Linked DNA regions of Homo sapiens: region 2 is linked to region 1. A link is a loop called in an ENCODE intact Hi-C map of the cell type or tissue named here. Cell type or tissue: Calu3. All regions are shown on one strand.

Evidence for each region. Peaks named below come from ENCODE experiments on the same cell type or tissue, not always from the same donor. Only the 100,000 strongest peaks of a DNase experiment are listed, where the experiment ranks them.
Region 2: a loop joins it to region 1, with 12 times the contacts of the local background. A loop is called at or near these places in 5 of 110 quality-filtered maps.

The regions. Positions count from the first base shown.
Region 1 is chr12:71,389,669-71,397,668 of GRCh38, reverse strand. No RefSeq gene overlaps it. Among named protein-coding and RNA genes, the nearest start is that of LGR5, 46 kb to the left of the region's middle. RefSeq lists a silencer at 4,826-5,120. In Calu3, a CTCF peak has its summit at 4,928 (motif pointing right); a DNase peak (open chromatin) is centred at 4,938.
Region 2 is chr12:71,120,685-71,128,684 of GRCh38, reverse strand. TSPAN8 (tetraspanin 8) reads left to right here. Exons shown (of 9, transcript NM_004616.3): 9 at 3,298-3,589. The coding sequence ends at 3,351. Among named protein-coding and RNA genes, the nearest start is that of TSPAN8, 33 kb to the left of the region's middle. In Calu3, no CTCF peak of the experiment used is centred here; no DNase peak of the experiment used is centred here.

The DNA of each region.
Region 1 (8,000 bases):
AACATCCTGTGTCAATATTACTTGAAAAATATTTATAGGTTCTGAGTCAGTGAGATGCAATTTACTCTTCATGGAATTCATTCTAGAATGTGTGGAATACTGCCTTGAACCTTAGTCATTCCAATAAATTCCCTGGAATTATCTTTATTGTCAATAAACAGGTTGTTTTGTCTCCTTGAGTGATTTTTATTGTATTGTGAGAGACTTATATCTCTGAAAATCAACAAAATCTTTGCATAGAGAAAAAAATAACTTAATTCAGCAAGAATTTATTGACTAAATTCTATGCTCAATGCCTTCTATGTCTGATGGGCATTGGGAAAAATGAAAAAGAGTTGACATGATCTTTATCTTCAAAGAACTTATAGTCTAGCTGGAGAGGTAGATTTAAAAACCCAAGGTAATCTAAGTTTCAAAAATAAAATATAATAAAGATTTTATACTAATATTGAGAAAGGAGTGATTAAACTTGATTGGGGTATGAAGAAAAGTGCCATAGTGAAAGTAAAACAGGCCTTGAAGGATAAAGATAATTATAATTTAAAGGAGATAGAGTTCAGTGTATGTAAAGTGAATAGAGATCAGTATATGTAAAGTGAATAGAGATCAGTATATGTAAAGTGAATAGTAAATTTTACAATGTATAATATTCTAAGATAAAGTCATGGAGAAGTCAAAATATAGTAGAAAAAATTTGTGGATGGATACCTGAATTTTAACCTTGATCTGGGAATTAACAGTGTATACTTAGGCATTTATCAATTACTTATAATGTCCCAGACACTGTTTTAAGTGCTGGAATCACAGTGCTATATGTGACAGGCAAGGTATCTTATAGCATGCATTTTTGTGGGAGGAGACGGAAAGAAAGAAATAAAAAAACTTTTTTTCTCTTAAAAAAGAGAAATTAGCAGACAGCAGTTAGTACTATGGAGAAATAAAACTGGGTGATACTACAGGGTGTGATGATGGGGGGCTGCTTTAGGTTGTCAAGAGAAAAGATCCATCTAAGGAGGTGACATAGCAGCTGAGAACTGAATGACCACAAACTTCTTTGTGAAGATCTGTGTGAAGATAGTTCCAGAGCAGGAGCCTTAAAGTAGGAACAAGCTTAGTGTGTTCCAGGAACAGAAATAAGTTCTGATTATTGGAGAGAGGAAAGATAAGAGCATGAAGTTAGGGTTCTTAGCAGATCATCCAGAGTTTCGTATGCAGGGTAAAATAGTTTGAATTATATTGTAAGTATGGTGGGGAATCATGGAAGTGTTTAAGTCAGTTTGTTTTATGGTTTATGTTTTACAAAAATCATTCTGGCTGCTGGGCTTAGAGAATGGAGTGGGCAAGTATAAAAGCAGAGAGATGAATTAGGAGGCTATTGCAGTAGCCCAGGTAATAATGATAGTTATTTGAACTGGTAGGAGCAGTGAAGATGAAGACGTGTCTAAGTGTTAAGGATGACACTTAGATTTATAGCTTGAGCATTTGAAAGGCTGGTGGTGACATTAACTGATTGGAGAAGACTGGGAGATTAGGAGGTTAGGAGGGCAGGCCTCTTGAGATCACTAAATCTGTTTTCTAGTTGCAAAATGGCAGTGATGATACCTATTTTACAGGATCAATGTTGTAAGAATTAAAACAAATGAAGTCACTGGCTTCATAAAGTGTCTGGCACACAGTAAGGGCTCAGTAATTGTCAGTTACCTTTTCTGTATAAAATAACAATTCTCGATAGTTTCCAAAAAGATGGGAATATAGGACCCATTTTTCTTGACTCCAGACTTCAAAATGTAGTATTTAAAAGAACTACCATTTCATATGTTTTATACAGGACTGGCTATTTTATGCCTTGTATTGGATGTGCTTGCAGCCAGGAAATGTTCTGTTGAGGCAATGACTCCTGGAAGAAAACATGAACGGAGTCATGAGTGTGGCAGGTGATATCCTACATTATGGAACCCAGTGGGGCAGAATGTGAGTTGTTTTCTGTAGACCTGCAAGGATATTCCCTTCTAAAGACATGCTTGTGATGGTTGAATTAGACTGTATTGTGATGCCCAAAGGCCCTAATTCAACCTTAAATTACAGTAAGACACTCATGTCACCTTATTAGATGGTTCTGAGGCTTGGGCCTGCAACAGAATCATTTCTTCAGTATTTTCTGTGTGCCATTTTTTTTTTCTTTTTTGAGACGGAATCTTGCTCTGTCCCCCAGGCTGGAGTGCAGTGGCGTGATCTCGGCTCACTGCAAGCTCTGCCTCCCGGGTTCATGCCATTCTCCTGCCTCAGCCTCCTGAGTAGCTGGGACTACAGGTGCCTGCCACCATGCCAGGCTAATTTTTTGTATTTCTAGTAGAGATGGGGTTTCACCGTGTTAGCCAGGATGGTCTCGATCTTCTGACCTCATGATCCACCCGCCTCGGCCTCCCAAAGTGCTGGGATTACAGGCGTGAGCCACCACGCCCGGCCCTGTGTGCCATATTTAACAGAAGATAGTAAGACAAGCTGATCACAGCTGACATCCTGGATACTCACCATCTTCTTGCTTCACAGCCAAACTAACTGAAAGCAAGTAGTTTTACTTAGGACCACAAATTGCCTCCACCTTTCAATCCCATAAAGCAATTTTAAATGTGGTGACAGCAAGCTGTGAGAGCTGAAGAAATTTTATAGAGGCTTGCTATAGAATTTCAGGCATTGTAGCCTGGTTATAAATAGCTGAGAGACAGTTTCTACCATTAGATCACTTTAACATCCAGCAATTGATCTGTATCTTTCAGTACTTGAAGTGAAAGAGGGAGAACCACAAATTGTGATGCGGCATCTAAGAATAGTTAATTAGTGCATGGATTATGTTTTCAAACTGGAAAACAGTGGGCAATGCTCAGAAGTTAAGAGGTGAAATATGGAGGCATTAATTCATTTCTCTGACTATAACTTATGAGTACTTAATGTGTGCTCTGCACTGTTTTAGGAGCTGGGGAAACATCAGTAAACAAAACAAGTTTGTGCCACCACAAAGCTTATCTTCTAGTGCAAGATACAAATAATAAAAAGTTAACAAATGTGTAATATAATGTAAGGTAATAATAAATGCTTTAAGAAAAAATATGCAGGATGAAGGGATAGAATGATAGGTGTTCTAATGTAGATGAAATAGAGACTGCTTCTTTGACAGGTGACAGACAGTTGAGCAGAGACCTGACTGAAGCGATAGAGCCACTTATTGGAATACTGGGAGGAGAAATCTGTTCAGCAGAGGAAACTGCATAGACAAAAACCCCTAAATTGGGAAAAAGCATGGCTTTTTCAAGTAGCAGCAAGGAGGGCAGTGTAGAGTGGGATGAACAGGACATGCAGTTGGAAAGTAGAGCCAAGGATCATATTAAGATGGGCTTGTAAACTAAGGTAACAGGTTTGGATTTTATTTTGAATGTGATAAAAAGCCACTGGAGGCTTTAAACACAGAAATAATTAAATGTAGCATTTTTTGGGCTATAACAGACGAGTGGAAGCAAAGTATTTGTTATGAGGCAGTTGTAGTAGTTAGCAAAGTGAAGGTTTATGAAGAAAAGGATCAAAGTAGTAGCTGTGTAGTTGGTGAGAAGTGATGGGATTTGGAATGTATTTTGAAGGTAAATTCAGAATTTGCTAATGGTTTGGGTATGGAATATGAAAGACATCTAAAGAGACTACAGGTTTTGGGTCTAAGCCATTGGGCCAATAGTGATGCCATTAAATTACATATCTACAGATTTAAGAAGAGATGGCAGGAGGTAAACTGGAGGGAAGGCAGAATGACAGCCAAATAACTCTTATCAGGGCTGGACTGAAAGCAGGAAGTGGGTGAAGGTAGTCTGATGGGTTGGCTATGGAGTAAGTACATTAACCCGGTTTCATCATTTGCCTACATTTTTTCACATATCAATGTCTAATTACTGATGTTTCAGTAAGATGTGAACTCGCCGATGTTTTGCTTTCACAGTGGTTCTTCCAGTATCTTTTCATTATAATCTTAGCGGTTGTGTTAATCCATTAACTGCCTACAAAAAGTGGTTAATTGTTGCCATGTCTGGAAACTATGTTGAAGAAGCAGTTGGTTTCTTGGTTCCCTCTGCACTGGAGTGTGATCTGTGGTGACTTTTATGGATTGGGAAGAAAAGTGAAATAAATCATATGATAAATGAGCATTGGACTGGGAGTTAGGCCTACTGAGTTTCAGACAATCCCAACTCTATTAACTGTGTGACCTGGGATAGGACATCGAAACTCTAAGGGCCTTGGTTTTCTCATCTACCTAGTTAGTGGCTTAGATAATCTATATAATAGAATAATCCTTAGTACACTAAACTCTAGCCTGTAGTAAGACTGCACATTCTAATCTAAAATATTTATTTATAATAGTCAGTGTATTTGTAGGATGGCAATGGCTGAAAATAATAGTAGAAAACACACATGGAAAGCAGCTTTAAAAGTGAGGATAATTTATTATAACATAAAAAAAGATTCTGAGTTAAGGTGGCTCCAGATTTGATTAATATTTATTACCTTATAGGATTATTATGAAGCTTATCCTATGAGGTAATAAAGTTATCTCCACTTTACAGATGTGTTAACTGACAAGCAAAAAGTTTAATTCATTTTTTCGGTCACGAAGCGAGTAAGAAGTACAGCAAGGTTTTATTTACATAGGCTGCCTAACTCCTAATCACGCTTTTAATTGCTAGGCTCTACCGCCTTTTTTGGCCACTAAATCAGGACACTTTTAATGACCTTGTTTTCTTTGTCTCCTGATATCAAGATAAGTGGGAAACCATTTATATACTTGAAAAATAATAATCACCAGATTAACTACCCAGTACCGGTGAGAGCTGATTCATGGTCTTACAAGAGAAAGGTTGCTATTTTTAACATGCAGTGATAGCCTTTGACCACTAGAGGACACTTTGTAGACAACATCTTTTAGGACACAGCGACTGCCTTCACTAGCCTTAGCTCTTCAGTCAGTACCATGTTTTATGCCTCAGAAAAGAGGGTCCTCTGGCTACTGCTGAAAGTCTGCGTCATAAGCTCCTCGTGGCCATTTGGGGGTTCTAGCTTTGTCTCAGAGTGGCTCCCACGTTGGAGCTATCTTCCAAATTCTGTAAGTAATATAGGCTAGGTATTATACTTTCTACTTATGCTAAATGTACTCAGCTCTCCATTGGCACATCTGTTTCAGGTAAACACCTATGTTTAAATTAAATTTAATTAAATTATTATTTTTATGCAATATTCCTATGATCCTGCTCTTGAGTTATCATAATCATTTAACTATTAGAAAAAAATTCTAGGATTGGCTAATGTTTTTTGTAAGTCTAGGCTTGTCCATGTTGATATCACCTGATAAACATTTTTTTGGGTGAGGGTACAGGGTCTTGCTCTGTCATCCAGACTGGAGTGCAGTGGCATGATCACAGCTCACTGCAGCCTTGACCTCTCTGGCTCAGGTCATCCTCCCACCTCAGCTCCCTAAGTAGCTGGGACTACAGGTGCATGCCACCATGCCCGGCTAATTAAAAAAAAAATATTTTTTGTAGAGACAGGGTCTCACTATGTTTCTCACTATGGGTCAAACTCCTGGGCTTATGCAATCCTCCCGCCTTGGCCTCCCAAAGTGCTGAGATTATAGGCATGAGCCACCGTGCCTGGCCAAGTCGGTACACTTTCTAAAAGCAGATCTTTCTCTCTCTCTCTCTCTTTTTTTTCAATGAAGTCTCCAACATATATGGGTACTTACAATGCCACCCAGTGATGAAGTTGATTAATATTTGTAGTTGTAATTAAACTAGACAAATCAGAAACACAAAGTTTTTTCCAAATAATAGACTTAAGTCCATTTCTAGGTTCACAAATATACTTGTCATATTAATAGGGTAGTAGTGAAAGACAGAGTGACCATAAAACTCTTGGTGGTGCCTTCCAGTTCATCGAGATGTGTGGTTCCCTGAGGGTTTCAGGTATTTATACTAGTACTAACCTTAGTTTTTAAAATAATTTATCTAATTTTAAGCTCCTATTGTTAAACATTTTTGAAATCATAGTTTCGTATATAGAGTTCTTGAAGAATGGTATCTATGAAATAATTGAGATAACTTGTGATAATAATACCACAGTTTTTAATATATTTATAATTTATAACATCTACAGAAACCTATTGCAGTAGTTTTTACTATTTATTTATTTATTTTAAATCTTGAGACAGAGTCTCACTCTGTCACCCAGGCTGGAGTGCAGTGGCATGATTTTGGCTCATAGCAACCTCTGCCTCCCGGGCTCAAGCGATCCTCCCACCTCAGTCTCCTGAGTAGCTGAGACTACAGGCTCATGGCACCATGCCCCATTAATTTTTGTAGAGACAGGTTCTCACTATGTTGCCCAGGCTGGTCTCGAACTCCTGTGCTCAAGTGATCCACCTGCTTTGGCCTCCCAAAGTGCTGGGATCACAGGTGTGAGCAACTACACCTGGCCTGCAGTAGATCCCTTTTTCATTTAAATTCAGGCATTAAATGGGATATTATTATAACTTAATTCTTAAGTCTCTCTTTTTTTTTTTAAGAGAAGCCCAAACCTTCGATTATACCTATTTATGACCTCTTATTAATGACTTTGCAAGTCACCTTGTGTCTTCCTTCCACCAGATTCTTTCCTTAATGATTGTTGGTTTAAAGTAAACATGAGCATTTGGGGAAGCTTCCTGTTGTAAATCCTTCACTTTTGCAGTTGTTCAGTAGGACAGTAGGCTTGCTATTGGTGGAAGAGCACACCTAGGCACAATGTAGGGTAATGTAATGTCGCCCACAGTGAGGCACAGGAGCATAAAGGGATGGAAAATGATTCTTCAGTCTGTTTGACAGGCTTTTAGGCTTTAAAAAGCATTAAATCAGACAGTGGGTAAATCATTCTTTTGAATATATATAAAGAAGTTTGCTGCACATTTTAGAGTCAAACCATTATAGAAGTGAGGGCATGAAACGGCAAGTATAGTGATTTTCTGCTTTGTTCACAGAGGTATACTGCTTGCATCCACCCAAAAGAAGAAATGAATTTATCATTCCATGCAATAAACTGCAAACTCTTTATAGAGTGGAATTAATTATAAAGTGACTTAATTAAAATGCCACATTGATATGGTTTGGCTGTGTCTCCACCCAAATCTCATCTTGAATTGTAACTTCCACAATTCCCACGTGTCATGGGAGGAACCTGGTGGGAGGTGATTGAATTATAGGGGTGGGTCTTTCCTGTGCTGTTCTCATGATAGTGAATGAGTCTCACAAGATTGGATGGTTTTAAATATGGGAGTTTCCCTGCACAAGCTCTCTCTTAGCCTGCCACCATCCATGTAAGACATGACTTGCTTCTCCTTGCCTTTCACCATGATTGTGTGGCCTCCCCAGCCATGTGGAACTGTAAGTCCATTAAACCTCTTTCTTTTGTAAATTGCCCAGTCTCTGGTATGTCTTTATCAGCAGCATGAGAACAGACGAATACAGCCATTAAGTAGGGTGTTAAGACCATCCGATGGGAAAAGGTCAGTTTTATTAACAAAAGTGTTGAAAAAATTGGGTATCTACATGAAAAATAATAAACATGGACTTTTACCTTACACTATATATATAAAAATTAACTCGAAATGGATCAGAGACTAAACATAACAGCTAAAACTATGAAATTCTTAGAAAAAAAATAGAGAAATATTTATGATATTGGGTTTGGCAATTATTTATTGGATATGACACTAAAGTCACAGGCAATAAAAGAAAAAATTAGTTGGATTTTATTAAAATAAGAAACTTTTGAGCATCAAAGGACACTATCAATGGAGTGAAAAGTCAACCCAAAGAATAGGAGAAAATATTTACAAATCATCCATCTAATAAGGAATTAATATCCAGAATATATTAACTCCTTAAATTAACAACAGAAAAAAAAACAGGTTAAAAAATGGGAAAAGGACTTTG
Region 2 (8,000 bases), 270 kb after region 1:
GATGAACTTTCTTGGCATGTTTTTTTTTTAAAAAAAAAAAAAACCTGAAAGATACTTTTCACATGGCCTAAAAATCTTTGCCAAGAAAATGAATTAAAACTGCTTCAGAGAAGCATTTTGGAATCATCCCAGATCTTGGGTAATTTTAATATCAAGTAGATCAAATTCACTCACAATCCTATTCCAGGGCATTAGCAAGAATGTGAAGTGTCTCCCTGGTTAATGCCTGTGAGAGCTGGTTAGCTCAGCTGAGTGCCTTGTGCTTCACACTCATGGAATGCTGTGCAAGGTACTCCTTGGGCTTTCTGGTAATTTTCTACCTCTTACTCGTGCCACATCACTGCCAGAAAGAAATTTTAACTGGGAATGAAGCAATTTAGTGTCCTAAGTGGTTATTTAGTTTGCTGGTGGAATTTCCCAGGCAGCTATTAGAGAAAGGTTAGGGACTATTAGCAGCAAATTAAACTGTGGGTTATTACTTTCTTGTAGTCCAGATGAATAGGTATAAATATGAAGCATTCTTTGTTGGTAGGTTATGGCTGTCTTTCTTTAGGTCTGATATATGTTCAGAGTCAAATGGTGCTATGGATTAGGTCTATTTCTCTTGATTCTGCATTTTGTAAGATGTATTTTATTTCTCTGCTTTGTATTCTGGGTTTATGCTAATTTAGAAATAAGGACTAATGGCCATGAAGATGAGTAAGAAATGAATGATTTAAATGAATCAAGAGTGATTTTACATGAATGATTTAAGTGAATGAGAGAGCATGCTTTAAATGAGATATTTAATATAAGAGTTATATTTCATGTTAGACTCAAGTTCTGACAATTGACTATCACTAGCTCAAATCACAGATGCTCCTCAGTTAGCAAAACCAGAAAAAGTAAGGACATACTTGATTGGGGAGGTTGATGAAATCCTTTGTGTCATAGTCAAAGGCATTTTCAAGAATTTAAATACATCTAGTGGAAAATAAGATTACAAAAAGATTAATGTATTTCAGTATTTTATGAAATTGTTATATTCCATGTATTAATTACATGTTTAAATATTTTATTTGTTCTTCTAAAGACATATTCAGAGAAAAATAGCTTAATACAAACATTCTATACAGTAATTTATAGGTATGAAGTTTTTGCGTTACTATCATAAAACAGAACCGTTTTTGAATTCGAGAAGTCAAATTAATTGTGATTTCTAGACTCTCTGCAGATATGGTAAATAGTTGGTTCAAATAATTGTTTGAACTTTTTAAAATTGTTCAGTTCCTCAGTCTATAACCTGCCCTCCCTCTTTTTAAGGGAAACAAATCATTTTATATTCCATCTTCCTTTATTCAAAAAGTAGATTGGAAAAGTCTTCTGACACCCAGTCTATAAATTATGTATCCAAAAACAAAGCATTTTATAGCTCATCTTACAGTCATTAGTACAAGTTTCCTATTGCCCTATGACTTAGGCCTATCTCCCTTCTTTGTTTCCAAAGTTCAAATTCAAAAAAACACAAAGATACAGAAACAGAAAATCTCCTCTAAAAAATACTTTTAAGAAAACAGAAGCAAATGTCTTCCTGCAGAAAATATGTTCAGATTATCTCCACAGAAAAATATCATATAAAAAAAGACCGCCCCATATTTAGACCTTATGTTAGTATGTTTAGGCATAGGTTTTAGTGAGGTGGGCCAATATTTGTTTTCAAAGCTATGTTAAGACTATATACCTAAGGGATTCTTCTCACATTGGATGCTAAAGATTGTGCAGAATACCTTATTCTGCAAGAAAAATTTATCTATAGACATTTTTGGAATTCTCATTACTCTAGCTTAAAACAGCCAGACTATCATACTCTCCTCATTTGACTATAACAACTTACAAGCACAAAAGATGATCAGCACTTTCCTTGCTTTAATTAAAAAAAAAAAAGTGCTACACACTGAGAGCCATCACTTTGTAGGATAAAAGTTATCCCAACAGGAGGTCCTAGAAATAAAGCAGTTAAAAGAAAAATGATAATTTTACATTTTTTTAGACTGCTGCATACCTCTTAGCAAATTTATCATGAGTCTTGGCGTACATTATAAAATGACAAATCTCTTTTAATTATGTGCTTTTTTTTGAACAATCATAAATGTTCTTTTCAGGGACAATGAAATACAAGAAAGTGTGATATTAACTATCTAGTCTGCTGATAAATTGACGGCTTCTATTTCAAGGATGTAGCAGTGAAAGATGATAGTTGTCTTATCCCATTATTTTTTCCCCATTAAAAAAATTCTTTCTTGATACTTGTCCCACAGACTTAAGGCTCAGGATCAAGACAAAAAGACTAAATTTCAGTCTTCAATTGTAGCACATTTTGAATGGAAATTATTACTTTTGCAGAGAATTGGTGTCAACCTTTTTAAGAAGGAAGAAAGATTGGTTAGCAGTTCTCATTTGAATTACATTTCCAGGAAAGTGTTAGTAAGCAGAAAGTCTCAACACAGTAGAAGCATTTAAGTTGACTCAGCATAAATGTCACTTTGCCTTCCTCCATCCTCCCTTCAAAAGGGGCTGGTGGGGGAGGAAACTTTCTATTGGTAATGCACACAGGTCCTGTCTATCATTTCTACGTCAAAGATACAGCATGCAAGTCACCAACTGTAGAGCCAATTAGAGCAAATTTTGGGGTCCCTCATTCTTGGGAGAGCTACTTGAGATGGAAATTATGCCCCAGATTTTCAGCTGTGCTTTTTCACTTCAAAAGAAATTCCTGAATTAAGCTGTTCCCCATAGTTTAGAAGCTTTTTTAAAAAAAGAGTTACTTCATTTTTTATTCCTCTTGGAAATGCCTAAAACTACAGCAAGAGAAATTCTAGACTTCTTGATTTTTATGCAGATGATTTAAACCAGATGATCATAACCTTTTTATGGAAGCATTACGTATATTTAGCCCCCAGGGACCTGAGATCCCCAGTGCTCCAGAGGAGACGCTCTGCAGAAGAATGTGTGTGTTCCAGAAAAGGGAGTAGGTCCTCTGGTGGCAGCTGCTACTGTGCAGTTTATATGGGGCCAGTTAGATAGAGGCTGATTGGCCAGCTAAAAAAGCTGATTAAAACACAAAAAAAACTCAAGAGAGCTTTTGCAGTGCTCTTTTGTCCCATTGGAACCTCTAATTTCCCAAGAGAGATGAGTTAGATAAGATTGGAACTGTCAATATACAAAATCTTTTCATATATAATGTTCTTTCTGTTTATTTATAATGTGTCCAGTGTTTTCCCTTAAATTCCATGTTAATCCTGTTATTTTGTTCTCTAGATACTGGGTTTGGTGTTTTCTATGGTCCTGTATTGCCAGATCGGGAACAAATGAATCTGTGGATGCATCAACCTATCGTCAGTCAAACCCCTTTAAAATGTTGCTTTGGCTTTGTAAATTTAAATATGTAAGTGCTATATAAGTCAGGAGCAGCTGTCTTTTTAAAATGTCTCGGCTAGCTAGACCACAGATATCTTCTAGACATATTGAACACATTTAAGATTTGAGGGATATAAGGGAAAATGATATGAATGTGTATTTTTACTCAAAATAAAAGTAACTGTTTACGTTGGTGCTTTTCTATGTCTGATCATTGTATTCAGGTGCTACAGTGCTTAAAATGTTCTTCTGGAGCCACCCAGTGGAATAATCATCTCTAAGGTGACAGGGCCATAGATAGTTAAGACAGTGGATCTGGGGCTTTTCAGAAACGACACTCTTTTATATGATGTATCAACCATTGGTGATAAGACTGAATCAAGTCTAATGTTAAAATAATTGACAATGATCCAGGTAAAAGAGTCACCATCTCTTTTCTATTTATGTCAAAGCTACTAATAGTATGTCTCTCTTTTGCTGCATATCTATTGTATGAACAAAAAGGTCTGAGTGCCCAGCACCCAGCCATTGCTTCTCTGGTACCCATCTGGATCTTCCTCTCAGACACAACAGTTGTAACTTTTTTTTCTTTCTAGTTCTCAGAAATATTTAACATTTTTGCTTTGTATAGAAGTATAACATACATACAATATAGTCGATAATTCTTAAAGTATAGCTCTTTTAATATATGTACATCTGTGTAAGGACTAAGATCAGAGTTGGGCACAGTGGCTCATGCCTGTAAGCTCAGCTACTTGGGAAGCTGAGACAGTAGGGTCTCTTGACCCCAGGAGTTTGAGACCAGCCTGAATAATAAAGTGAGACCCCCATCTCCAAAAAAAAAAAAAAGAAGATACAGAATATTTCTAGCACACCAGAATGCTCCTTCATGCCACCTCTCAGTGGTGGGGTGTATTTGGCTCACACAGACTTGCTAAGCAGATTGTACACATATACACAAAAGTTTTGTACACAAAGTTCTTCCCAACTTTGTGTTCAGTAACATGAGATTGGTACCTTGAAATCTACCATGCTCGGAGTATTTATGCCATAGAAACTAACAAATGCTGTAAATTCAGGGCTTTTCTTTCTTTTCTTTTCTTTCTTTTCTGGAGAGCTGGTTGATAAACATTTACCAATATACTGCCCTCTCTGTAAATATTTCCCTAAAGGTAACCACTTTTCTTTTTTTTTTTTTATTATACTTTAAGTTTTAGGGTACATGTGCACATTGTGCAGGTTAGTTACATATGTATACATGTGCCATGCTGGTGCGCTGCACCCACTAACTCGTCATCTAGCATTAGGTATATCTCCCAATGCTATCCCTCCCCCCTCCCCCCACCCCACCACAGTCCCCAGAGTGTGATATTCCCCTTCCTGTGTCCATGTGATCTCATTGTTCAATTCCCACCTATGAGTGAGAATATGCGGTGTTTGGTTTTTTGTTCTTGCAATAGTTTACTGAGAATGATGATTTCCAATTTCATCCATGTCCCTACAAAGGACATGAACTCATCCTTTTTTATGGCTGCATAGTATTCCATGGTGTATATGTGCCACATTTTCTTAATCCAGTTTATCATTGTTGGACATTTGGGTTGGTTCCAAGTCTTTGCTATTGTGAATAATGCCGCAATAAACATACGTGTGCATGTGTCTTTATAGCAGCATGATTTATAGTCCTTTGGGTATATACCCAGTAATGGGATGGCTGGGTCAAATGGTATTTCTAGTTCTAGATCCCTGAGGAATCGCCACACTGACTTCCACAATGGTTGAACTAGTTTACAGTCCCACCAACAGTGTAAAAGTGTTCCTATTTCTCCACATCCTCTCCAGCACCTGTTGTTTCCTGACTTTTTAATGATTGCCATTCTAACTGGTGTGAGATGGTATCTCATTGTGGTTTTGATTTGCATTTCTCTGATGGCCAGTGATGATGAGCATTTTTTCATGTGTTTTTTGGCTGCGTAAATGTCTTCATTTGAGAAGTGTCTGTTCATGTCCTTCGCCCACTTTTTGATGGGGTTGTTTGTTTTTTTCTTGTAAATTTGTTTGAGTTCATTGTAGATTCTGGATATTAGCCCTTTGTCAGATGAGTAGGTTGCGAAAATTTTCTCCCATTTTGTAGGTTGCCTGTTCACTCTGATGGTAGTTTCTTTTGCTGTGCAGAAGCTCTTTAGTCTAATTAGATCCCATTTGTCAATTTTGTCTTTTGTTGCCATTGCTTTTGGTGTTTTGGACATGAAGTCCTTGCCCATGCCTATGTCCTGAATGGTACTGCCTAGGTTTTCTTCTAGGGTTTTTATGGTTTTAGGTCTAATGTTTAAGTCTTTAATCCATCTTGAATTGATTTTTGTATAAGGTGTAAGGAAGGGATCCAGTTTCAGCTTTCTACATATGGCTAGCCAGTTTTCCCAGCACCATTTATTAAATAGGGAATCCTTTCCCCATTGCTTGTTTTTCTCAGGTTCGTCAAAGATCAGATAGTTGTAGATATGCGGCGTTATTTCTGAGGGCTCTGTTCTGTTCCATTGATCTATATCTCTGTTTTGGTACCAGTACCATGCTGTTTTGGTTACTGTAGGCTTGTAGTATAGTTTGAAGTCAGGTAGTGTGATGCCTCCAGCTTTGTTCTTTTGGCTTAGGATTGCCTTGGCGATGCGGGCTCTTTTTTGGTTCCATATGAACTTTAAAGTAGTTTTTTCCAATTCTGTGAAGAAAGTCATTGGTAGCTTGATGGGGATGGCATTGAATCTGTAAATTACCTTGGGCAGTATGGCCATTTTCATGATATTGATTCTTCCTACCCATGAGCATGGAATGTTCTTCCATTTGTTTGTATCCTTTTTTATTTCCTCGAGCAGTGGTTTGTAGTTCTCCTTGAAGAGGTCCTTCACATCCCTTGTAAGGTGGATTCCTAGGTATTTTATTTTCTTTGAAGCAATTGTGAATGGGAGTTCACTCATGATTTGGCTCTCTGTTTGTCTGTTGTTGGTGTATAAGAATGCTTGTGATTTTTGTACATTGATTTTGTATCCTGAGACTTTGCTGAAGTTGCTTATCAACTTAAGGAGATTTTGGGCTGAGACAATGGGGTTTTCTAGATATACAGTCATGTCGTCTGCAAACAGGGACAATTTGACTTCCTCTTTTCCTAATTGAATACACTTTATTTCCTTCTCCTGCCTAATTGCCCTGGCCAGAACTTCCAACACTATGTTGAATAGGAGTGGTGAGAGAGGGCATCCCTGTCTTGTGCCAGTTTTCAAAGGGAATGCTTCCAGTTTTTGCCCATTCAGTATGATATTGGCTGTGGGTTTGTCATAGATAGCTCTTATTATTTTGAAATACATCCCATCAATACCTAATTTATTGAGAGTTTTTATCATGAAGGGTTGTTGAATTTTGTCAAAGTCTTTTTCTGCATCTATTGAGATAATCATGTGGTTTTTGTCTTTGGCTCTGTTTATATGCTGGATTACATTTATTGATTTGCGTATATTAAACCAGCCTTGCATCCCAGGGATGAAGCCCACTTGATCATGGTGGATAAGCTTTTTGATGTGCTGCTGGATTCGTTTTGCCAGTATTTTATTGAGGATTTTTGCAACAATGTTCGTCAAGGATATTGGTCTAAAATTCTCTTTTTTGGTTGTGTCTCTGCCCGGCTTTGGTATCAGAATGATGCTGGCCTCATAAAATGAGTTAGGGAGGACTCCCTCTTTTTCTATTGATTGGAATAGTTTCAGAAGGAATGGTACCAGTTCCTCCTTGTACCTCTGGTAGAATTCGGCTGTGAATCCATCTGGTCCTGGACTCTTTTTGGTTGGTAAACTATTGATTATTGCCACAATTTTCAGCTCCTGTTATTGGTCTATTCAGAGATTCAACTTCTTCCTGGTTTAGTCTTGGGAGAGTGTATGTGTCGAGGAATTTATCCATTTCTTCTAGATTTTCTAGTTTATTTGCATAGAGGTGTTTGTAGTATTCTCTGATGATAGTTTGTATTTCTGTGGGATTGGTGGTGATACCCCTTTATCATTTTTTATTGTGTCTATTTGATTCTTCTCTCTTTTTTTCTTTATTAGTCTTGCTAGCAGTCTATCAATTTTGTTGATCCTTTCAAAAAACCAGCTCCTGGATTCATTAATTTTTTGAAGGGTTTTTTGTGTCTCTATTTCCTTCAGTTCTGCTCTGATTTTAGTTATTTCTTGCTTTCTGCTAGCTTTTGAATGTGTTTGCTCTTGCTTTTCTAGTTCTTTTAATTGTGATATTAGGGTGTCAATTTTGGATCTTTCCTGCTTTCTCTTGTGGGCATTTAGTGCTATAAATTTCCCTCTACACACTGCTTTGAATGCGTCCCAGAGATTCTGGTATGTTGTGTCTTTGTTCTCGTTGGTTTCAAAGAACATCTTCATTTCTGCCTTCATTTCGTTATGTATCCAGTAGTCATTCAGGAGCAGGTTGTTCAGTTTCCATGTAGTTGAGTGGTTTTGAGTGAGATTCTTAATCCTGAGTTCTAGTTTGATTGCACTGTGGTCTGAGAGATAGTTTGTTATCATCTCTGTTCTTTTACATTTGCTGAGGAGAGCTTTACT